Regions from separate parts of the Homo sapiens genome. Here all the other regions are linked to region 2. A link is a loop called in an ENCODE intact Hi-C map of the cell type or tissue named here. Cell type or tissue: mammary epithelial cell. All regions are shown on one strand. Links, peaks and the distances in the headings refer to the core of each region. The heading gives the core; the rest is flanking DNA.

What was found. A loop is a pair of places that touch in the nucleus more often than their neighbours do. Peaks named below come from ENCODE experiments on the same cell type or tissue, not always from the same donor. Only the 100,000 strongest peaks of a DNase experiment are listed, where the experiment ranks them.
Region 1: a loop joins it to region 2, with 4 times the contacts of the local background. A loop is called at or near these places in 2 of 110 quality-filtered maps.
Region 3: a loop joins it to region 2, with 9 times the contacts of the local background. A loop is called at or near these places in 3 of 110 quality-filtered maps.

What each region holds. Positions count from the first base shown.
Region 1 is chr9:132,627,572-132,635,484 of GRCh38, forward strand. DDX31 (DEAD-box helicase 31) reads right to left here. Exons shown (of 20, transcript NM_022779.9): 15 at 4,470-4,520; 16 at 2,693-2,832. Among named protein-coding and RNA genes, the nearest start is that of DDX31, 38 kb to the right of the region's middle. In mammary epithelial cell, for the core only: a CTCF peak has its summit at 3,785; DNase peaks (open chromatin) are centred at 3,460 and 4,000; H3K27ac peaks cover 2,676 bases.
Region 2 is chr9:132,402,736-132,410,648 of GRCh38, forward strand. TTF1 (transcription termination factor 1) reads right to left here and starts at 4,105. Exons shown (of 11, transcript NM_007344.4): 1 at 4,055-4,105; 2 at 1-93. The coding sequence starts at 86. It overlaps CFAP77 (cilia and flagella associated protein 77), which reads left to right and starts at 7,476. Exons shown (of 6, transcript NM_001282957.2): 1 at 7,476-7,731. The coding sequence starts at 7,537. LOC105376304 (a long non-coding RNA gene) reads left to right here and starts at 7,906. Exons shown (of 3, transcript XR_930405.2): 1 at 7,906-7,913. In mammary epithelial cell, for the core only: no CTCF peak of the experiment used is centred there; a DNase peak (open chromatin) is centred at 4,116; H3K4me3 peaks cover 1,388 bases; H3K27ac peaks cover 944 bases.
Region 3 is chr9:131,751,663-131,759,575 of GRCh38, forward strand. No RefSeq gene overlaps it. Among named protein-coding and RNA genes, the nearest start is that of RAPGEF1, 16 kb to the left of the region's middle. RefSeq lists an enhancer at 3,433-4,040. In mammary epithelial cell, for the core only: a CTCF peak has its summit at 4,127 (motif pointing right); a DNase peak (open chromatin) is centred at 4,119.

The DNA of each region.
Region 1 (7,913 bases), core at 1,867-6,866, 230 kb after region 2:
AATAAACCAATGATGATTTTCATTAGAAACACATTTAAAGGGGAGGCAGAAAAAAGTTAAGAAGTTGACAAATACAAAGAAGTCAAAAGAATGCAGAAGCAAAGTTCTGAGCATCTAGACAGAGGTGGCAATGGCCCAGGAACCTGTCTCTTGCCCTGTCTGCTCCATTCAACTGCTAGGGCGAGCACCGCAGTGCTCGATCTAGGAAGGCGGGCAGCCATTTGTCGTGCTGGCCCTTGCTGCCGAGAGCCTCGGCCTGCCTTCTCCAATCTGCCCTGTGGTGCCTCAGCCCTCCCAACGCCCCTCTGCCTGGCTCTCATGTTCTCAGGCACGAAACATGCACATGCTTCCTCCTCAAAAAATATTTAGGAGTCGACCTTTTGGATTCTAGAAACTTTCCAGTCTGCTTCTTCCCACTGCGCACTTTGCAACTAGTTAATAGGGGTTTTGTTGTTGTCGTTGTTGCTGTTTTGCATTAAGTCAAAGAAACAGTTCATGTATAGATACAGCCAATGTAGGGCCTTTCCTCAAACAGAAATTGGGAAGAACAATGCATGACTGCAACGTAATAACCCAGATTCTGATGTCTGTTTAAGTTGATTACAGTGCACCCACGAGGCAGCAGCAGTCCAGGCCCAGGCCCCTCACAAGTGAGTTTTCAGAGCCGACGCCAGTGAAGTGGGGCTCATGCAAGGACCCTCCCTCCTCACGCAAATGCTCTTCCACCACCCTGCAGAGTTCCTCCCCAAAAGACCTACTTCCTCCTTTCAGAAGAGGTGGCGTTATCACTGAGTTGTCTCCTTTCTAATGCGGGATTAAAAAGGGAGTCACGTAAATGCGGGCACACTATTTTTTCCAGACAAGATCATCACAGCAGATGATGGTATTTGTTATGTCTTTAAAATATACCTGACTCCCTAATACTTCGTGCCTTTGCTAATCACTGTTTTCCCTTCTCAATTTTAGCTTTATATCTGAGCCCTTCATAGCAATCTACTTGAATGTGTTATTAGAGAAAAATGAAGAGAGCAGAGAGAGGCACCTCTGCTGTTAACTCTGGCATTAGACAATTATCATTGGGCTCTGCAACTGCTGTCACTCATTTTTCTTAGGAAGAGGTCATGTTAAAGTGAACGAGCATGGGGGAACATCCAGAGAGCTGCGGCCAGGAAGGAATGGGAAAATGGAATTTGTAGCTCTAGAATGGAAGGAAGAGGAAAAGAAGTGTGAAGCGACTGACAGGCTGTTATGGTGTGGTGACTACATTTTCTATTGTGGGGTTACAACACAAAATTCTGAAGATGCTTTCTGCATGTACACAAATTCCTATGACAGAGAAAAGCAGCCACCAGCAGCATTATGACGGGCTCCCAGCCTGTGAGAACAGGGTCAGGGAGGAAAAGGAAACTGGCTGCGCCAGCGGGCTTGCATTTTACCTTCCCCAGGGTTCCTGGTACACCCGCCCTGGTGGGTGTCAGCCTCGATGCTGAAAGGGCAGCAAAGAGAGGCCAGCCAGCCTCCAGCTGAGGGAGCTCAGAACTCAGCCGGAGAAGCAGCGCTGGGTGAAAAGTGACTGACTGATCTATATGAGACTTCTTTCACTAATAAGATACAATATGCACATCTTCCTTAACAAATAAAAACCACTCTTTCAACTGACAGATTGTGTTAAGATAAAGAACACACTGAAGAAAGGAAAACCCAAACTATTATTTTGGCCCCCTGACATTACAACCAGGAGTAGTTTCCTGCCTCCCCCAACACTGAAGGACACACAGCATGTTTTCTGAATGAGCCTCAGTCCGTAAGTGTTCACACTAACAACCTTGAAAGAGTTTTGAAAAGTCTTACTAGCATGAGAGGCAGAGTTCTGCGGATGGGAGACGGGGCAGGTGTGGTGGGGACAGCCACACACGGCTCCTGCAACTGAGTGGGCTGCACCCCACAACAGGCCCCCAGGCTGCCTGCTAGGATGTTTTCATTCCAATGAAGAACGTAGTGCTTTTTTCTAGCACTGTACTTTAGGGGAGAAAAGTGTTGCAGTTTTATTTGATGTTTTACATAAAACACAGGGCTGGGCAAGGAAAAAGAAATAAGACTATCCCATTTACAGCGAGCTGGGCTGTGTGCTCATGGCACACCAAGTCTAGAATCCAGGGCTTTACGCAGAGGTATGAGGTGCTGAACTGTGACACACAAGATGGCAGCTGAATGTCCTGGCTGTGAGTGTAGTGTGGATTTCAACTGCCTCAAAATCATTTCCCCTGGGTTCATCTTCCTGGGGGAGGGAAATTGTGTGATGAGTAAAAAGCATTATTTCTTTAAAAGACAAATCAACTTTGAAGATACAAACCATTAATTGCAAGAAATAAAAGTTGTGAATAAGAGTCCTTTCAGAAGCTGCGAAGATGGTGCACACTTATCTTGCAGCAGGAGAAACGAAACGCAGCTCTCTAAAAGAAAACCAAGTACAACACATCGTCCTATGACTTAGTCTGGCAACGCAATGAAAACTGTCATGTGCTGAGGATATTAAAGGTTTTAGTTTTTGCCACTGGCTATTCTGGGACTCATTTAGGGATCACAAGGGTTAATGGCTCTTCGTCAGCTTACAAGGCCCATTCACTGTAAAAAGCGACAGAAAGTTAATTAGGTGAGACCAGCCGAAACCCCATTCAGGTTTCTGACTCACTTGATTTTGTGAGAAGCCAACGAGTTGACATATTCTGCCTCCGAAGGAGCCAAAATGAGCAGGCTGCTCCCATGGCAGCCAATCCGGGCGGTTCTTCCAATCCGGTGGATGTATTCTGCAGGTGAAGATGGAGCGTTGTACTAAAAAGGGTAACAAAAATGAAGGCATTCATAGATCAAGGGACTGCCATTAATTGGAAGTGCAATACTCCTCACCTGCCTCCAGGTATCCCAAGAATTAAATCCTGGTGCTATGGTTACCCTAACACAATCACAAGGAGAAGTCACCCAACCCTGAAACTCCTGGCTTCATTGGAAATAACAAGGCTCCGACAAGCAAATGTGAACAGTGGCCAAGTTTCCGATAAACGAGACGTCTTCTCATCCCAGTATCTCCTTTTTAATTTTACTTCTCCACAGGTCTCTTCATTTTCTTATTTGCATCTTTTCACTGTGGTGACTGGATGAGGTGAAAATGTAGGCAGGTGGGGGTAAATTTCTCCAGGATGACCACATGACCTTGGCCTACTTCCTTGGTAGACAAGGCCACAGGGTGAGGTGTCCAGAGGACACTGGAGGGTGTAAGGATGAAGGGGCTCCCTGCTCTGTGGGCAGGGTCTACCTCTGATGCCAGGCCACCAGGAGCAGGCCCCAGGAGCTGGTCCCCACCAGCCTGCAGCAGCCCCACTCAGTCCTTCAGAATGACGGCCATTCTACAGAATGCGGGCAGGTGAGGGGCAGGTTCCCTGCAGGTAGGGACATGCTTCTGCTTGCACGGAGAGCACTGCCAACTCAGAGAAAAGAGCAGACTCTATCACTCATTACAATGGATAATGCAAAGCATTGTATGTTTTCTTTGGCAATAACTTTGTCATCATTAAAGCTAATTGACCATCCACTCATTCTTCCCTATGTTTTCCCTTTGATGCTACACATATCAGAGAGATGAGGGCCAAGGTCAATATAATGTATGGGAGGCTAGGCATATTAAATGAATCAATATTCACAATATAAGCTCTAAATGATCAATTCTGTATGTCTGGCCTCCCATACATTAAAATTGTCATTGCCTTATCTTCAGTTCACTCTGTGGCCAGCAGGAAAGAAGACACAATGCCTCCAGTTCTAAAGTGATCATCTGCAGTGAGCAGATCAGACATCCTGGCCAGTGACAGGCATGCAATCCCACTAAAATGTGAATAAACCATGACTCACGTCAACAGGGCATGTCCCCCAGCCCCGACACAAAAGGGCTTAAAAATACCATTCTGTAGACTAATGAAAAGAAAAAACAAAACTAAAACCACCAGACTCTAGTGCTAACACCTGTACCCTCTGGCAAAGCGTCTAAGGCTAGAGGTATGTGTAAGATGCTGTCAGGAACTTAATTGCTCCCTGCAGGTCAACGTACACGGACACGGCTCTCGGACAGCTGAGCCATCTCCTTCTGGACACAATGAGGCCTCCCAGGGACCGAGGTAATTCCCATTATTTTCAGGTTGTTGAAATTTTGGTTTGTGACACGAATTAGTCTAGAAGCAGGAGAGCCTGCCACCTCCCTCTCGTGAACGCACATTCTGGCTGTTTTGCTGCAGTGGTGAGGTGGGCTGGGTTAAGGAAAGATGTCAGGGGAATTGAACAGATAAGGCTGGTTTGCTGCCTGGTTACCAGGGCAACACCCAAGAGGATAATAATAATTATTCTACTTAAAGCCAATGCATCTACTCATGATCATATATTCCTGCCTAAAGCTTACACCTTAACAACTAAAAAATTACCTGAACAATCCACGTGACTTGAGGGAGATCTAAGCCCCGAGCTGCAACATCCTTTAACAAAGAAAAGAATATGGTTTAACACTGAGTTTCTGAACCTTTCTGGGGTCCTGGATATGTTTGATAATTTAATGCAAACTCTGAGAGTTCACCCGCCCACAGTACATGCACATTCGGGCATACACGTATATGCCCAGTACGTGTACACACACACACACACACACACACACACACACACACACACACACACACACACACACAGTCCTGCATACAACTTCAGGGGGCTCAGGGACCTACTGCAGTCCTCTTGTGGTTAAAAATTCTGATTTAGGGGCAAATTCTACAGAACCCATTGATGAGGGAGTCACAACACCCTTTGCTAAAAGAATCCACAGGTTAGCCTAGGAACTTAAACAGTAATTATCAGTTGTGTAATGTAAAGAACTCTGAACTCTTCTAGCATGTTTTATTGATTTACATTTTATCTGAAAAACCACTTGAGGAACACATTCATGGATTATCACCCCCCGCCCACAACCATGAGCAACGCCTAACAAGCTGGCCTTGAGGTGTGTTCTGGAACATCTCCCCTCAAGGCATTCGCTGTGGGAGTGAAGTGCAAAGTATTTACTTAGGATTTTGCTTTCTGGCCTCAGAGAGCAGCAAGGATCTAGTAACCCCCTACCCCCATCTCTTCAGGTAGCTGGATTAGAATACAGGCCAAGCCCATTAATCGCTTCAAAGATTTAGCTAGATAGCTGAAAAACTATAAAAGCAATGGAGATTTATTTTTTAATTTTATGTATCTTTTCAACTAGTCACCACCCAAAGAGCAAAAATTCTCTACTCTCTCTAGTCTCTCACCATTCTAGCAGACCAGAAAGTGGGAATTTCCCTGACTTTAGCATACATCTGTACTCAGCATTCATTCTTCAAGAATAACAGTCGTAACAAGAGTGTCCCAGCCAACATTTACTGAACACTTACTACCCACCACACACTGCGCTGAGACCTTTACCTGCGTTATCTTGACTAATCCTCAAAACAACTATTACCCCCATCTGACAGATGACAAAACCAAAGTTAAGAGAGATAAAGTATTTTGTTCGGGGACACACAGCTGGGAAGTGGAAATAATCCTCGAATCCAGGTCTGCTTTGCTTTTTCAAGGCCATATTATATTATACCGCATTCCACCATCAAAAATGATCCCATGTCCCTCATATGCTGCTGGTGGGAATCCCTATGGCAGGGAATTGGGTAGTATCTAGCAAAATTACATGTGCATTTGCTCTTGACCCAGAGCAGTATCACTTCTAAAAGTCCACACAAAAAAAGATACACTGACAAAAATACAAAATGATATAGGCATGAGGCCATTCATTTCAGCACTATATATAATTTGTAGATCTAGAAAAAAACTGTCAACCAGCAGAAGACAGGTTCAATAAAATACAGCAATATCTCATATAACAGAGTACTATACAGCTATAAAAAGAACAAAGATTTCTATATACGGATATGGAGACTCTAGGATATATTTTGAGTGTGTCTAGTATGCTTGTGTAAGAAGTTGGGAAAATACAAACATATTTGCTCATATTTCAGTAGGAAATAATGGTGGGAAGAACCCCCAAAGCTTAAAAAAACAGTTATCGCCAGGGGAGGAAAAGAAGAGGAAGGACAGGATAAAGATGGAAGCTACACTTCCTTTAATGAACTTTGATACTTTTGACTCAGACCGAAGTGTATTGGCATAATTTAAAAAGATAAACAGCTGTCACTATAGGAAACACAGAGTATCACTTATGACATATTCTCGCCAAACAAAATAAAACCTGAAACCTAGAACCTAAATCTAATCAAGTCTCTAGATCCAACTACTAGTTTACAGGAAGTATGGGAAAGAGGAACATGTTGAACACCGTGAGGACACAATTAGCCAAATCCTGAATGTAGGGTATTCTAAAAGACAAATGATCTGGTTTCTTCAACAAAAAAGTTAAATAAAGGAGGAGTAACGACACCCAAAACACATTAAATAGGCAGATGGAGAACCAATACCATGATAGAGGCTCACAAAACCACCAACTGTGGTTATCTCTGGACAGAGGGATCTAGGGGGATTTTTACTTTTCTCTTTGTGTTTGGCTTTAACAATGAATTCTTATCATTTCCCCTACAATTTTTATTTAGAAAAATTTAAACCTACAGAAAAGTTAAAAGACTAGTACAATCTAGATGAAGGAGATACAGATGTAACTCCTTTACCTAGATTCTGCCACCACCAGTCTTTGGCCCATCTGTGTTCTATCTACGCATGCCCACGCACACACACACATATGCAAGCACATTTTTCTGAACCATCTGAAAGTAGGTTGCAAACATCATGACAATTTAACCCTAAATACTTTAACACATACCTCCTAAGTAAAAGGACACTGATCTACATAACCACACCACCATTATCACACCTCAGAAATTTAATGCTGAATAGCATTTTCTAATAAACAGTCCATATTCAAATTCTCCAACTGTACCTAAGATGTTTTTTTTTTTTTTTTTTTTTTTTAAAGATGGGGTCTCATTCTGCTGCCCAGGCTGGAGTGCAGTGGCACAATCACTGCTCACTGCAGCCTCAACCTCCTGGGTTCAAGTGATGCTCTGGCCTCGACCTCCTGAGTAGCTGGACGACCAGAGGTAAGTTCCGCCACACCCAGCTAATCTAGACTCTTTCTGCCCAGGCTGGTCTTAAACTCCTGGGCTCAAGCGATCCCCCCATCCCAGCCTCCCAAAGCGTTGGGATTACAGGCAAGAGCCACCACGCCTTAAGATGCCTCTTACAGTTGTTTTTCTTTCCTAAACTAGGATCAGATGGTAGGTCACGCACTCCGTTGTGTCTCTGTAGACTTCCTTAGTTTGGAACCACACCCCTGCCTTTGATTGACTTACTTAGTTTTTCGATGTCTGTCATTTTTTAAGAACATCAAAATGTTCCTGAGGACATCGGACAACTGGATTTGTCTAACTGCTTCCTCATGGTAAGGTTGCGGTTAGGCTTTCTGGCACAAACAACCTCAGGGTGGTGTGTGCTTCCCATGGTTCCATGTCGGGAAACACACTGGGGCAGTCTGTCCTGTATGGGTCCCTCTGTTGAGAAGGTGACTTTCTCCTTCGTAATGAGTAAGTAGCTGGGGAGTTACACTTTGAGACCATGCGAATAGCATGGTCCTGTTTCCTAAAACCTTTCACCCAAGGCTTTTAGCATTTACTGATGGCCCTTGTCTGTACTGTTACCTTGATGACTCTTTAAGTCTATCATTCCTTCCATCCATTTCACAGCTCTGGGATACTTTTGTAAAAACAGCCCACCCCCAACCTACTGTTAAGTATCACAAAGGATTCATATGTACATAGCTTTTTTTTTTTTTTTTTTTTTTGAGATGG
Region 2 (7,913 bases), core at 1,192-6,191:
GGTCTTTCCTTATGTATAGAACACTTTTTCTTTTTCTTGTCAGAAACTGGAGTGTGGATTTCAAATCTGCTTGATTCTCCTTCCATTTTATTCCTATATGGAAATGTGACAACAATGGTTTATTTTTGCTTTTTTTTTGAGACGGAGTCTCACTCTGTCGCCCAGGCTGGAGTGCAGTGGCGCGATCTCGGCTCACTGCAAGCTCCGCCTCCTGGGCTCATGCCATTTTCCCGCCTCAGCCTCCCGAATAGCTGGGACTACAGGCACCCACCAGCACGCCCAGCTAATTTTGTTTTTGTATTTTCAGTAGAGATGGGGTTTCACTGTGTTAGCCAGGATGGTCTCGATCTCCTGACCTCATGATCCGCCCACTCCAGCCTCCCAAAGTGCTGGGATTACAGGCGTCAGCCACCGTGCCTGGCCTATTTTTGCATTTTAAACATAGCCTCAGCGGAAAAAATCACAGCAAAATGAAATTGTATGACAAATGACAAGCCTGTAGTCATGATTACAAATTTCAGATTATTCTAGATACACAGGTGGCTCACTGGAATTCTCTCTGTCTGGTCCCACTGCCTTTATGATAGAGAAAAAAAGAGTTAACAGAGAACAACAGTGCCTTGCACCATAAGGCCCCTGTCCCCCACAGCCTCACCTCTGAACTCGTCTTTCCAACTCTGCGTTTAAGCCAAAAGCAGCTTGTTTTGCTTCCTCAAACGTGCCATAACCTTTCCCCCCCAGCTCTCCATGAAATTCTCTCCACAGCCTCCCCACCCTCCTTGCCTCCTGCCATCCTTCAGAGCTTGGTTTGAAGATCAGTTCTTCAAAAAGTTTTCCCTGATTCCTTGGGCTTGGCCTGATTCCCAAGTAATATACTTTCATATTTAAAAAAGAAACATTTATTTAGTCATTTACAGGCTGTCTTCTCTGCTTTAAAAAAAAAAGACAAAGAAAAAAGAAAACAAGGAAGAAAAAGATGGTTTATCTGTCTTGTTCCCCTCTGTGTTTGTACCATGGAGAAGCCATTAGACTCCATTCGAGTGCAGGATCCACAAAAGGGCTTCGCAGTGGGGATATCAGGTATCCACTGACCTCAAACCAGAAGTTGGCCTCTTTGTGAAAGAAGTTGGATATGCCTTGTTAGTGTCCAACAAAGAGCGGACGTTCTGCGATACACTGGAATAAATTTCACAAGCCACTAACGTTAATACTCACATACAGGGTGTGTGCACTTGGAATTAAAATACAGAAATATAAATGCACTTTCCAAAAGAGATGATTAAAAATATAATTTTGCAAACATGTCTTATTGTTCTCTTTGCTCTGTATTGCTTCTGGGTTTCATTTTTTTAGATTTATCTTTGGCTAAATGACACATTTACGTCGTACAAAAATAAAAATGATCTTCATATTTCCTCTCCTTTTTTACACAGAAGGTTAACATCTATATATTGTGATCTGCATTTGCTATTTTCACCTAACAACATAGATCCTGGAGCTCTCTCTATATCAGCGGTCTTTAAAGTCTCAATGCTAAGCACATTTTCTACAGAAGCTACCTAATTTATCCGGGGTAGTAAATATCAGCTGTATTAGACAAGGAATATGTTACTCCCCCAAGTCTAACACACCTACTTGCACTGCCACATCCTCTCTCTCTCTGTCTCGCTGCAACAAAGGAAGTGTCCCTTCTGTCAAAGGCTATTTCCTTCCGTTATAGGAAGGAAAATGTGTGCTGGCTCCCAACCCTCTCCTGCCTTCTCAGAGAGATGGTGGTCTCTCCGTATCTTCTCTCTCATCTCTCTCCTGTATCTTCAGCCTGCGTTTTCTAGCAAAATGCCAACAATATTTAATCTCCTCTAACTTAAAAAAAAAATGCAACTGTCGTTTAACCCTAAAGTCTCATCCAGCTGTTCTCTTTCTTCCCCTTCACAGCAACATTTCCTGAAAGAGAAATCACTCTTTCCATTACCTCACCTTTCATCCACTTATTAACCCACATCCTGGTAGCTCCCACCCCACTACTCCACTGAGACCGTTCCAGCAAGAGTGCCTTTGTTCTTAAAGCCACAAATTTCAACAGACACTTTTCAGGCCCATCTTTTAGGACCTCTTAATAAATCACAAACAGAGCAAAGCCGATTATTTCTTTTTTTTCTTTTTTTTTTGAGACGGAGTCTTGCTCTGTCGCCCAGGCTGGAGTGCAGTGGCGTGATCTCAGCTCACTGCAAGCTCTGCCTCCCGGGTTCACGCCATTCTCCTGCCTCAGCCTCCCGAGTAGCTGGGACTACAGGTGCCCGCCACGACGCCAGGCTAATTTTTTTGTATTTTTTAGTAGAGACGGAGTTTCACCGTGTTAGCCAGGATGGTCTCGATCTCCTGACCTTGTGATCCAACCGCCTCGGCCTCCCAAAGTGCTGGGATTACAGGCGTGAGCCACCCACTGGCTGATTTCTTTTCTTTTCTTTTTTTCTTTTTCTTTTTTTGGAGACAGAATCTCGTTCTGTCACCCAGGCTGGAGTGCAGTGGCACGATCTCGGCTCACTGCAACCTCCGCCTCCCGGGTTCAAGCGATTCTCCTGCCTCAGCCTCCGGAGTAGTAGCTGGGATTACAGGCGCAAGCCACCAAGCCTGGCTAATCTTTGTATTTTTAGTAGAGACGGGGTTTCGCCATGTTGGCCAGGCTGGTCTTGAACTCCTGACCTCAGGTGACCCACCTGCCTCGGCCTCTCAAAGCGCTGGGATTACAGGCGTAAGCCACAGCGCCCGGCCTTGATTTCTTTAAATAACATTTCCCCTTCCATCAGTTCCTTTCCTTCTTTTTTGTAAATACTTCCTAGGCTGCTCTCTGGTCTCTGGAGCCCAGTACAACCTTCTAAATATATAGTCTCTCCCTGCTAAAAACTTTTTAGGGTTCCCCTGTTATTCTTAAGATAAAGTCAAAATCCTCACAGACCTGCAAGAGTCTTCATTTCTTCATAATCTAGCCTAGAGATGGACAGAGGTAAGTCCATGCCCACCTCTCTACCTCTCACTTCTCTCTAGGTTTCAGAAACCCTGCTGTTTTCAGTTCCTAGAATACACTACCTTCCTTTTCGTCTCAGGAACTTTGCAAAAACAGCCCATTCCATCAGGAAAGCTCTTCCTCCGCATTACCTTTCTGCCCTTTAACTGGTCCAAGTATGAAAGCCACTTTCTCAAGAGGACCTCTCTAACTCCTTAGCCGGTCTCATCTTTCTGGTTAACAGTGTTTCCCAACAACCAGCTGCTCCCCATTGCACTTTTGGCAGTTATAATATGATCGGCTTCTTGAGGGCTGGAATCCTGGCCATCTTGCTCCCAAATGGCTCCCCAGTCAGTGCTCGATACATATTGAGAACGGATATGCATTTATCCCCCCTTACTCAGAACATACACTTCCCGCTCTGCAGGTACGTGCCCAAACCTGGTCCCGGATTCTCTCACCGCCTTTGGGGTGCGAGAGAGACCCCGCTCTGCTCCCGGGTGGGCGCTCCAGGGCTGAGACTGGAGGAACTAACCAGATGTGAATTCTGCATCTTCTCACTCCCAAAGACCCAAGCCGCGGCCGGGCGCGGTGGCTCACGCTTGTCATCCCAGCACTTTGAGAGGCCGAGGCGGGTGGATCACCTGAAGTCAGGAGTTCGAGACCAGCCTGGCCAACATGGTGAAACCCTGTCTCTACTAAAAATACAAAAATTAGCTAGGCTTGGTGGCGGGCGCCTATAATCCCAGCTACTCGGGAGGCTGAGGCAGGAGAATCGCTTGAACCCAGGAAGCGGAGGTTGCAGTGAGCCGAGATCGCGCCACCGCACTCCAGCCTGGGCGACAAGAGCAAAACTCCATCTTTAAAAAAAAAAAAAAAAAACACCCAAGCCTCAGTTTCCCCGAGATAAGGCCTGGGGCAAAGACCGCGGCCTGGAGACCTCAGGCCAAAAGGCGGGTCTCCCAGAAGACGGGGAAACCCACCACCCCACGCTGAGTTTTTACGCGCGCATTTTGAAAAACAGAAACAACAAAGGCGCTTTCAACTTACCCTCCGAAAGCGCCGCCACCTTTCTCCCAACCCGGAAGTGCTGCTGTTGAGGAAGCGGAAGTAGTAGTGCGTCGCCTTCCGGCCCCCTCGGCGTCACGCTGCCATGGTAACACGGCTGCCGCTAGGCCTTGGAGGCGCGCACATTTGCCTACCCATTTTCCTTCTGGGTCCTTTAGACGTCAGGTGGGGTAGAGAGTGCTCCTGAAACGAAGAAAGTAGGACAGAATCCCCCTCCATTGACGTACTAATGCATGCGTGCATTCCATTTATTCCAGTTTTTGGTGAACTCCAGGAACAACTTGGGAAGACAGATGACAAATCAACTAAGATAATTTCAGATTATCTTGTAAGGAAAATAAAACAGGGTGACGTGATGGAGAGTGACTAGGGGACGGTGGGTGCTACTTTAGATGTAAGAGAGGGCTCACTGAGGAGGTGACATTTGAACTGAGTTCTAAATGGAAAGGGCAGGCAAAAAATCTAGGCAGAAGAGTGTTCCAGGCTGGAAGTGAGTGCAAAAGTCCTGAACTTGGTTGCTGGAGGACCTGGGACAAGGCCAGAGCAGCTGGAGCACAGAGTGAATCCACACAGTGAACCCACAGGGTGACAGACAGGTCGCACACGCCCAGCCTAAGTGAATGCATGTGAATGCAGGGGAGGGGGTGGGAGAGGAAGTCAGAGGTCTGCAGGGGCTATCTGGTGCAGAGGCTGATGGATGTTAAGCTTGGATGAAGTCTCAGAAGTTTAGAGTTAGCAGGAGCTTTGGAGATCTATCCCAGTCTTCCCATTTCAACAGAGTCCTGAAGAGACTTAGCCAAAAGGGCAGCTTTAACCTGGCCATCAATTCGAGGCCATTATATTTACCAACCAAACGTTTAACCTTTTTGGATAGTGAACATATACGATATAGGCAACAAGTTTTCTCACTTAATCCTTGTAATGAGGTATTATTAGCCCCACCTTGTGGATGAGAAACCTGGGTTTACAGTAACTTGTCCAAGGTGACTTAAATGGGCCAGCCAGAAATCAGACCTATGCTCTTTCTACTACTCCACTATCTTGCCCCTCACTGTTCCACCTGACTTCTATGTGATCTGCCAAGTGGCTTTGATTAAAAAATGCACAAACTATGCTTCCGTGAAAGTCTGGAAGGGAAGCAGGTTGGAGAAACGATGAGCCTATGTATGTACTCATGTTGCCATGCAAGGGCTGCTCTGGGATGTGGACGTGCAGTTGGAGCTCCGTCTGGAGAAGTCTGTAAATGTGGTGTTGTCCACTGTTGATATGGAAGGCCTTGAAGTCCAGGTCCGTCATTGGTGTCACGTGTTCTGTGGTGACCCCACTTACCCAGAGCCTTGTGGTGCTAGTGATGCATGAATGAACCCACAAAAGGCTGGCACTAGAGGAGAGATTAGATATCATCCAGTATCGATTCAGGAAAACTCCAATAGTGGTTTCCAATCCTCCTCCAACTGCACCAATCACCTGGGAAGCTTTTTTTTTTTTTTTTCAAATGCAGAGTCTCAACTTTGCAATGGATTTTATATTAAACACTATTGTATCACATTAAAATCTTCGGACATGATAATGACATTGTAGTTACACATGGGAATGTCCTTGCTACATGATGACGTACTTAGGGTTAAATATGGTGTTGACAGATATTTTTCAGGTGATTCTGTAATGTGTGTATGTGCATGCTCACAGAGAGAGAGCAAGAAAATGTGACCAGTGCTGGGGACGGGTGAATCTGTTAGTCCAAACTGCACCATTTTGTAAGCCCCCTGCCATTTTGCAGACCTTGCTTAAAGTGAAACATTCCACGGGGGTTCAGGCAGTGAGAAACAGCCTGCCTCTTATCATATTCTGCTGGGAGAAAGTGACAGGAACATCACGTTCCACCAGAACAAGGGCCAAACTGCCTCATCATGGGAATACCTTATCAACATCTTCCCGGGCAGCAGGCCATACCCACCGGGCCCCTCCCCGCCCAGGCCTATAATTTCTCCAGCCTGTAAGCAGCGGTAGGCACTGGCATTAAGCTGGTCTCCCACCTCTGTAGGTCTCATGCTGGACATAAAGCCTGAATTTGCTGTAGAGCCGCCACTCTTTCTTTAACCCTCCCCTTCCCTTCAAAATCTAACCGAATCTAGGTGAAGCCTATATGTATTTTCATTGTATTCTTCTTTCGACTTTCAACTTTTCTGTAGGTTTGAACTTTTTCACCAAGTTGTGGGTGGGTGGGTAAGGGGATTTTTAAAAATGCAGCATCTGGCCTGGTGAGGTGGCTCATGTCATTATCAGAGCAAGACTCCGTCTCTTAAAAAAAAAAAAAAAAGGAGAGCCTCAGATGCCATTTCCAGATATTCTGATTTAGTGAGTCTGGGGTGAGTCCTGTGAATCTTCGTTTTTCTTTTTTTGGCACATGGTCTCATTCTGTCATCCAGACTGGAATGTAGTTGCCGAAACACGGCTCATTGTAGTCTCAACCTCCTCAAGTGATCCTCCTGCCTCAGCCTCCCCCATAGCTGGGACCACAGGTGTGTGCCAGCACACCTGGGTAATTTTTTTAATTTTTGGTAGAGATGAGACCTCACCATGTTGCCCATGCTGGTCTCAAACTCCTGGGCTCAGGCCATCCTCCCTCCTAGGCTTCCCAAAGCAATGGGATTACATGGGTGAGCAGCCAAGCCCAGCCCAAATCTGTATTTTTCAATTTCCCTTCATTCTGTTGCTTAAATTTGGGAACCATTGATGTAATCCAACTCTAGCGTTTCCTTGTCACCCATCTCACAGGAAAAAAAGAAAAAAAGCCCTTAGGATCCAAGAGGGTGACTTGCCCGAGTCCTCCCAGTGGGTCAGCATCAGCATCAGGCTTGGAATGCATTTAGTGCTCTGTCTCAGGTGTGTGTGTGGCGCAAAGAGCAGAGGTGGGGAGGGGTTGTGAGTGGAATGGGGGTGAGCAGAGGATGGAGTCTTCGACTTGGAAGACAAATGTAAATGACCCTCTATGAGCCACGCCGCTTTGAACGCAACCCACTGGAGATTCTCGGTTCTCCTGTATCGATTCAGGAAAACTCCAAACAAGTCCACACTGGTAGCCACCAAGAGTTTCTTGAAAGAAAAGTACAAGCCGAGCCGGGCTCTGTTGGCGTCCCGTCGCCAAGGAGACGGGCCGTTGCATTCGTCCTCCAGGGGTGGTCTTGGTTTTCTTTCCTCTCCCAGTCTGCAACGCGGGGCCCAGGAGACGCCCTGAGGATCCCGCGGGGCTCCTGCATTGCTCCGGGGCTCTTTGCGATGAGGGGCCGGCGCGAGCGGGGCGCGCCTGGCTCCGGAGGGGTCCTGGCATCTGAGTTTCCCCCTCAGGATCCCGGTGGTGCGGCCCGGGCCGCCCGGCAGGCCCTTCGGAGCTCCAGGCTGTGCCCGACGTGGGGAAGCGCGCCCAAACCAGCCCGCGGGCCGGCTCCCCGGCGACCTCAAGGATGCCAGAGGCCAGGAGCTCCGGCCCGGACCTCACGCGATGGAGGAAGCAGCAGCAGCCTGTGCGCCGCACGGTCAGCCAGGTCTGCCCGCCCCCGCGGCGGCCCCTGACCGTGGCGGACATCCGTTCCGGCATGGAGAACGAGCGGCTGGGGGTCGTGCGGGACTCCATGTTTCAGAACCCTCTCATCGTCAAGGTGAGCACCCCACGCCCACCGCGCTTTCGCTGTCGCCGGCTCCGGGCACCTGCGCCGCCGGGGGTCCCCACCCGCAGCGCCCTGGCCCCGCGGCCCGGGGTCCGAGCGCAGCGTGGGAAGCTCCAGCTCTGGTCCAGACAGGCCTGGACCCCCATGCAGGTCGCGTCGCCTCTCTCAGCCTC
Region 3 (7,913 bases), core at 1,867-6,866, 650 kb before region 2:
AAGACTCTGTCTCAGAAACAAAACAAAACAAAACAAAACAAAACAAAACAAAACAGTATCTTCTTGGACATCCGTGTTTCAGGGGTCTAGTATCCCTGGAAACCCAGGCTTCCCCTCCCACTCACACCCCCTGTGGCAGCTGCTAGGCCCACAGTTCTCAGCATGAGGCGTCCTTTTTTTTTTTTTTTTTTTGAGACAGCATCTCGCTCTGTCACCCAGACTGGAGTGGAGTGCAGTGGCATGATCTCGGCTCACTGCACGCTCCACCTCCCTGGTTCATGCCATTCTCCTGCCTCAGCCTCCTGAGTAGCTCAGACTACAGGCACCTGCCACCACGCCCAGCTAATTTTTTGTATTTTTAGTAGAGACGGGGTTTCACCATGTTAGCCAGGATGGTCTCAATCTCCTGACCTTGTGATCCACCCACCTAGGCCTCCCAGAGTGTTGGGATTACAGGCGTAAGCCACTGCACCTGGCTGAGGCATCCTTTTGAAAATCAACTACTTTTTTTAATAATAAAAAAATTTACATTGTGGTAAAATACACATAACGTAAAATTTACTATCTTAACCCTTTGTTTTTTTTGAAGAGGCAGGGTCTCCCTCTGTCACCCAGTGGTGTGATCATGGTTCACTGCAGCCTCAAACTCCTGGGCTCAAGTGATCCTCCTGGCTCAGCCTCCAGAATAGCTGGGATTACAGACACGTGCCGCTGGGCCCAGCTATCTTAGCCATTTTTAAGTGTGCCCTCCAGTGGCATTAAGCACACTCACATTGTTATGCAACCATCACCACCATCCATCTCCAGAATGTTTTCATCATCTTAAACTGTAACTCTGTCCCCATGAAACACTGACTCCCCATTTTCCCCTTCCCCAGCTCCTGGCAACCTACATTCTATATCCTGTGTCTACCAATTTGACTATTCTAGCACCTCATATCAGTGGAATCATCCAGTATTTGTCCTTTTGTGACTGGCTTATTTCACTTAACACACATCCTCAAGGTTCTCCTGTGCTGCAGCATGCGTCACAGTGCCACTCCCTTTTCAAGGCTGAATAATATTCCTTTGTATGGATGAATGGACCACATTTTGTTTATCTATTTGGACACTCGGCTTTTGGCTACTGTAAATAATGCTGTTATGAATATGGGTGTATAAATATCTCTTTGAAACTTTACTTTCAATTCTTTTGGGTATATACACAGAAGTAGAATTACTGGATCGTATGATAATTCTATTTTTAATTAATTAATTTGTTTTTTGAGACGGAGTTTCACTCTTGTTGCCCAGACTGGAGTGCAATGGCACAATCTCAGCTCACCGCAACCTCCGCCAACTGGGTTCAAGCGATTTTCCTGCCTCGGCCTCCCAAGTAGCTGGGATTACAGGCACCACCACACCTGGCTAATTTTTTGTATTGAGTGGAGATGGGGTTTCGCCATGTTGGTCAGGCTGGTCTTGAACTCCTGACCTCAGGTGGTCCACCCACCTCAGCCTCCCAAAGGGCTGGGATTACAGGTGTGAGCCACTGTGCCCGACCTTAATTAATTAATGTATTGAGGCAGGGTCTCACTCTGTTGCTCAGGCTGGAATGCAGTGGCATGATCCTGGCTCACTGTAACCTCAACCTTCTAGGCTCAAGCGATCCTCCTGTCTCAGCCTCCTGAGTAGCTAGGACTGACTATAGGCATGTGCCACTACACCCAGCTAACTTTAAAATTTTTTAAATTTAAAAATTTCGTTATGTTGCCCGGGCTGGAGTATGTTGCCCAGGCTGGGTCTCAGCCTCCTGGGCTCAGGTGATCCTTCCACCTTGGCCTCCCAGAGTGATGAGATTACAGGCATGAGCCACCACGTCTGGCAGATTATTCTATTTTTAATTATTTCAGATACCACAGTACTGTTTTCTCAGCGGCTGCATCAATTTACATTTCCATCAACAGTGCATCAGGATTTCATTTTCTCCACATCCTCATCAACACTTTCTTTTCTTTTTTTTTTCTTTTTTTTTTTTTTTTTTATGAGACAGAGTCTTGCCCTGTTGCCCAGGCTGGAGTGCAGTGGCATGATCTCAGCTCACTACAACCTTTGCCTCCTGGGTTCGAATGATTTTCCTGCTTCAGCCTCCTGAGTAGCTGGGACTACAGGCATGTGCCACCACGCCCAGCTATTTTTTGCATTTTTAGTAGGGATGGGGTTTCACCATATTGGCCAGACTGGTCTCAAGCTCCTGACCTCCAGTGATCTACCCACCTCAGCCTCCCGAAGTGCTGGGATTACAGGCGTGAGCCACCGCGCCCAGCCTATTTTCTGCTGTTTTATAATAGCCATCCTAATGGATGTGAGGGAAAGCCGACTTCTGAGAACTGGCTTTTGTTTTGTTTTGTTTTGTTTTGTTTAGTTTAGTTTTGTGTTTTTTGAGATGGAGTCTTGCACTGTCGCCCAGCCTGGAGTGCAGCAGTGCGATCTTGGCTCACTGCAACCTCCGCCTCCTGGGTTCAAGTGATTCTCCTGCCTCAGCCTCCCAAGTAGCTGGGATTACAGGCAACGGCCCCTACGCCCGGCTAATTTTTTGTATTTTTAGGAGAGACAGGGTTTCACCATGTTGGCCAGGCTGGTCTCAAACTCCTGACCTCCAGTCATCTACCCACCTCAGCCTCCTGAAGTTCTGGGATTACAGGCGTGAGCCACTGCACCCAGCCTATTTTCTGCTGTTTTATAATAGCCATCCTAATGGATGTGAGGGAAAGCCAACTTCTGAGGACTGGCTTTTGTTTTGTTTTGTTCTTTGAGATGGAGTCTCGCTCTGTCACCCAGGCTGGAGTGCAGTGGCGCGATCTTGGCTCACTGCAACCTCCGCCTCCTGGGTTCAAGTGATTCTCCTGCCTCAGCCTCCCAAGTAGCTGGGATTACAGGCAACGGCCACCACACCTGGCTAATTTTTTGTATTTTTAGTAGAGACGGGGTTTCACCATGTTGGCCAGCCTGGTCTCAAATTCCTGACCTCATGATCCTCCCACCTCGGCCTCCCAAAGTGCTGGGATAACAGGCGTGAGCCACCACACCCGGCCGAGGACTGGCTTTTTACCTCTGCAATGTCTCCTCCCCCCAGAACCCTGGTCCCTTAAATCACACAAATCTCAATGCTGGGAAATCTCAGCTCTGTCTCAACAGCGATTCCTCAGCCTGAGAGCCATCAATGGAAGCCTGGGGCCGTCTGGACTTTTCAGTGTTAAATATGCATTCTCTCCATGCTTGTGAGAGCCTGTTCTAGACGCACCTGGCCGGGGGGCTGCCTGCTGACTCCAGCTCCTGCTTTGTTCCTCCCCCTGCCCCCACCACTGGGAATTCCAGAACAACAAGGCCTCTTGCTCACCTGGATAGCGAGGAGGGGCTGAGAAGACGCCTGGTTGCTGGCTCCGGTTGGCACCCAGCCTTGTTCTTCTCTCTTCTGCCAACTGCTTTTAATTTTATACTCTCTTGTCTTATTTTTATGAGCACTTGTGAGACATGCTTAATTGTTTGTCTTCTCCCAGAACAAGGAGGGTATAAATAAATAAATGAGAAATTCACAAGAGAGTGGGCTGGGCACAGTGGCTCACGCCTGTAATCCCAGCACTTTGGGAGGCCAAGGCGGGAGGATTGCTTGAGCCCAGGAGTTCGAGACCAGCCTGGGCAACATGGTGAAACCCCTTTTCTACTAAAAATACAAAAAACTAGCCAGGTGTTGTGGCGTGCGCCTGTAGTCCCAGCTACTTGGGAAGCTGTGGTGGGAGGATCATCTGAGCCCAGGAAGTCGAGGCTGCAATGAGCCATGATTGTGCCACTGTCCTCCAGCCTGGGAGACAGCAAGACCCTGTCTCAAAAAAAAAAAAAAAAAAGAGTGGTCTGTGGATATAACTAGCAAGGTCTCTTCTACACGCGGACTTAATAAAAAATCGACTCTTCAAAGTCTCCAGGATGTAACCACCACCAGCCTTACAGGTGACTTCACATCCCCTCTTCCTCACCCACCAGCCCCGATGTGGGTGGCATTAGGACCAGCTCTTCCTCCCCAGGGCCCTGCTGCAGTACAGTGAGGTCTTACTGAGTGCTGTGATGTCAGCTTTTGCTGTCACATGGTGGCGCTGTGGAGCCCTGCGTGGCTTTCGGCTCCCCACCTCCTCGCTCCGGCTGCTGTGAATGAACTGCAGGTGCTGTGTGTTTTCTGCTTCTCCCTTCCTCCTGGAGATTCTTTCCTGGGCTTTTTTTCCTGCTCCTATGCCACTGGCACCTTGTGGCCGCCCCCCCCCCCAACCACCCTCACCTTGTCACAGTAATACTTGTTACTGTGTTAGTTCTTTGTTTGTTTTTTAGAGATGGGGTCTTCCTATATTGCCCAGGCTGGACTCGAACTCTGGGGCTCAAGTGATCCTCCTGTCTACAGGTGCATGTCACCACACCTGGCTAATTTTTGTATTTTTTGTAGAGACAAGGTTTCAGCATGTTGCCCAGGCTGGTCTCGAACTCCTGGATTCAAGCCATCCACCCGGGTTGGCCTCCCAAAGTGCTGGGATTACAGGCATGGGCCATCGCACCTGGTGCTTTTTAGTGTTTGTATTGAATAATATTGTTATCGATTTTTTTCGGTTAACAGAAAAAGTTAGAAGGAGAAAGTAAAAACCACTCCGAATCCCACAGTTCTGTGATAACCACTGTTAACATTTTGGCAGAGAGGCTTTCAGACCAGTTTCCCAGAGTACGCTCCCTGGAACACTAGCCCTGAGAAATGCTCCTTAGGGGGAAAACGTGGGGAATCCCTTAGTCAAAAGATCCCGGGAAGAGCCGCATTCTTCTCATTGAGCATCACACATCAGCAAAGTAAAGGCACAGAGTTCAGCTTTGCCCAAATCAGTGAGCCCCTCAGAATCTTCCATGGGAACCCCTGGGATTGCAGCTTGTAAAATGCTATTTTAAGTTCTTTGCTATGAGTGGACCCCATGTATATGCACAAGGCACATTCTTAAAAAAAAAAAAAAAAAGGTTTGGCCAGGCGTGGTGGGCTCACGCCTGTAATCCCAGCACTTTGGGAGCCCGAGGAGGGTGGATCACCTGAGGTCAGGAGTTCGAGACCAGCCTGGCCAACATGGCGAAACCCCATCTCTACTAAAAATACAAAAAACAAAACTAGCCAGGCGTGATGGCACACACCTGTAATCCCAGCTACTTGAGAGGCTGAAGCAGAAGAATTGCTTGAACCCAGGAGGTGGGGGTTCTAGTGAGCCGAGATCGTGCCACTGCACTCCAGCCTAGATGACAGTGCGAGACTCCATCTCAAAAAAAAAAAAAAGTTTTACAAAAATTAGAATATACCAAATAACCCTCTTGTAATATTTTTTCTACTCAATATGTTGGCATTTTTTCATATTAATAAGTATAGCTGTATATCATCAATATAGTTTTAAAATTAATTTTTGATAGTACATGCACATGAATAGAGAACCCAGAAAGAGAGCTCTACGAGTATGCCCAGCTAATTTGTTGACAATGATGCAAAAAGAATGCAATAAAGTGGCTCATGCATGTAATCCCAGCACTCTGGAGGCTGAGGCAGGTGGATCACTTGAGCCCAGGAGAGTTCAAGACCAGCCTGGACAACATGGTGAAATCCTGTCTCTACTAAAAAAAAAAAAAGAAAAGAAAAAAGAAAAGATTAGCCAGGTGTGATGGCATGCATCTGTAGTCCCAGCTCTCGGGACATTGAGGTGGGAAGATCACCTGAGCCCAGGAGGCGGAGGTTGCAGTGAGCTGAGATCTCTCCACTGCACTTCAGCCTGGGTGACAGAGTGAGATCCTGTCTCAAAAAAAAAAAAAAAAAAAAAAAAAAAGAAAAAACAATAAAAAGGAACGAACTATGATCTATTGATACATGAAACAATCTGATGAATCTTCAGAGAATTATACTGAGTGAGAAGAGTCATCCTGTAAAGGTAATATATTGTATTTTTCCATTTATATATAATTCTTGAAATGACACAATTGTAGAAACGGGAAACAGATTAGTGGTTGCCAGCAGCTAAAGAGGGGGCAGGAGTGGGAGAGAAGTGGGGTGGCTAGAAAAGGAAACCAGGGCGGATAGTTGTGATGATCGAATGTTTTGGATCTTGACTGTATCAGTGTCAGTAGCCTGGTTGAGATAGCTTTCTATTGTCTTGCAAGCTGCTATCAATGGGTAAAGGGTACCAGAGATCTCTCTGTATTATTTCTTACAACTGCATGTGAATCTACAATTATCTCAAAGTAAAACTTATTTTAAAAAAATCACAAAAGTATTTAGATGATGAAAAGTACATTTCTTCCCCTCCCTGGGAGCAACCACTGTGCTCAGTCTCTCCATCCTTGCTTCTAAAAGCTGTGCTGTATTTCTCTGGGTGGCTGTGCCATATTTTATTGGATCAATGCCATATTGTTAGATGTTTAGGTTGTTCCTAATTTTCACCATTACAAACTGTATTATTATGAGCATCCTTGTATATATCTTTGCTAGAAGTGAGATTTCTGGGTGGAGAAATATGTATGTGTGAAATGCTGAAATGTTGATACATGTGGCCATATTGTCCTCTACAAAGATTGTATCAATTTACACTTTGCCTGAGCGGTTTATCTTCTGACTCTAACAAGCTATTAATACTTTTCTTCCCCACTAATCCACACTTTAAATTAAGAAAGGGTACCACCAATAAAAATCTTGGAGAAACCTTTCTCTGTAGTATTACACACAAACCAGGGAGTCGGGATGGGAAACAAAGGCATAGCTTCCGTATTTATCGAATTTCTAAAAGGCAAATACATCACCTCATCGCATAGACTTTTTTTTTTAAACAGTGAAAGGAAAACGCCATACACTTTACAAGATCAACCATGCCTAGTTTTGTTATAACATTTCCTTTAATCTTCACCTAAAAGAAGCCTTCTTGAAATCCTTTCTATCTTCACTTCCACTGCTCTGAAAAATAAACTCTGTAACCTCTTATTTCCTAGAGAGGAAAAAAGTTGATTTTCACAGTCTAACATGCCCAGCTTAGAACGAAAAAAATTGAACAGTCAATGCCAGACGGAGCATGAGCTCCATGGTGGGGAGCTGTGTTCTGGACCAGAAAGTTCTGGTTGTAACTCACTGCACTGTCACTTATGGGTTAGGGGATTTTGGGCAAGTTATTTAAATGCTCTTAAACCTGTGCTTTTGAGTGTAAAATGGGGATAATAATGGTGATTGACCTTGTAAGACAGGGAATATATGCTTCTACTACAGCTTCCAGGAAGGATGAGCCAGGTAGAGGTAGGGGTCTGCAGAACATCCAGGCAAGAGAAAGGTCAGGACTGGACAGTGGAGCTCCTGACGGCCACCCAGGGCCAGCCATCTAAGCCACTGTCACCAAAGCCACTATAAGCCAGACATTTACTAGCTGTGTGGCGTGCACCACGCCATGCTTCAGTTGCTTCCTCCTCTAAATGAAATTGATAGTAGTACCTGACTTCTAACTTGTTACAAAGCTGAGAAGGGAAAGTCTGCAAAGCACTTAGTTGAGTAAGCAATTAAGGGAGGGTGCAATCTGATGATTCATGGAGGCAGCTGCTCTTGCATTTGTATCAATAAAAAGGCTGCTACCTCCCAGACAGGAGAAGCAGGCAGAGGCAGTTTTGGCCAAAAGACTCCAAACCCCCAACTCTTTCCCTGACTCAAATAACCTTAATGCTCTTAGAGTCTGCCTTTCTGCAAACTCCACAAATCAGAATCTGCACACACAGCTTTTTTCCTTTAATTAAAATAGCTCTTATTGCTTTTTTTCATATCACAAAAGTTATAACACATTTATTGTAGAAAAATGCAAAAATACAGACAAGGAAAAAGAAGGGAGGAAGGGGAAGCT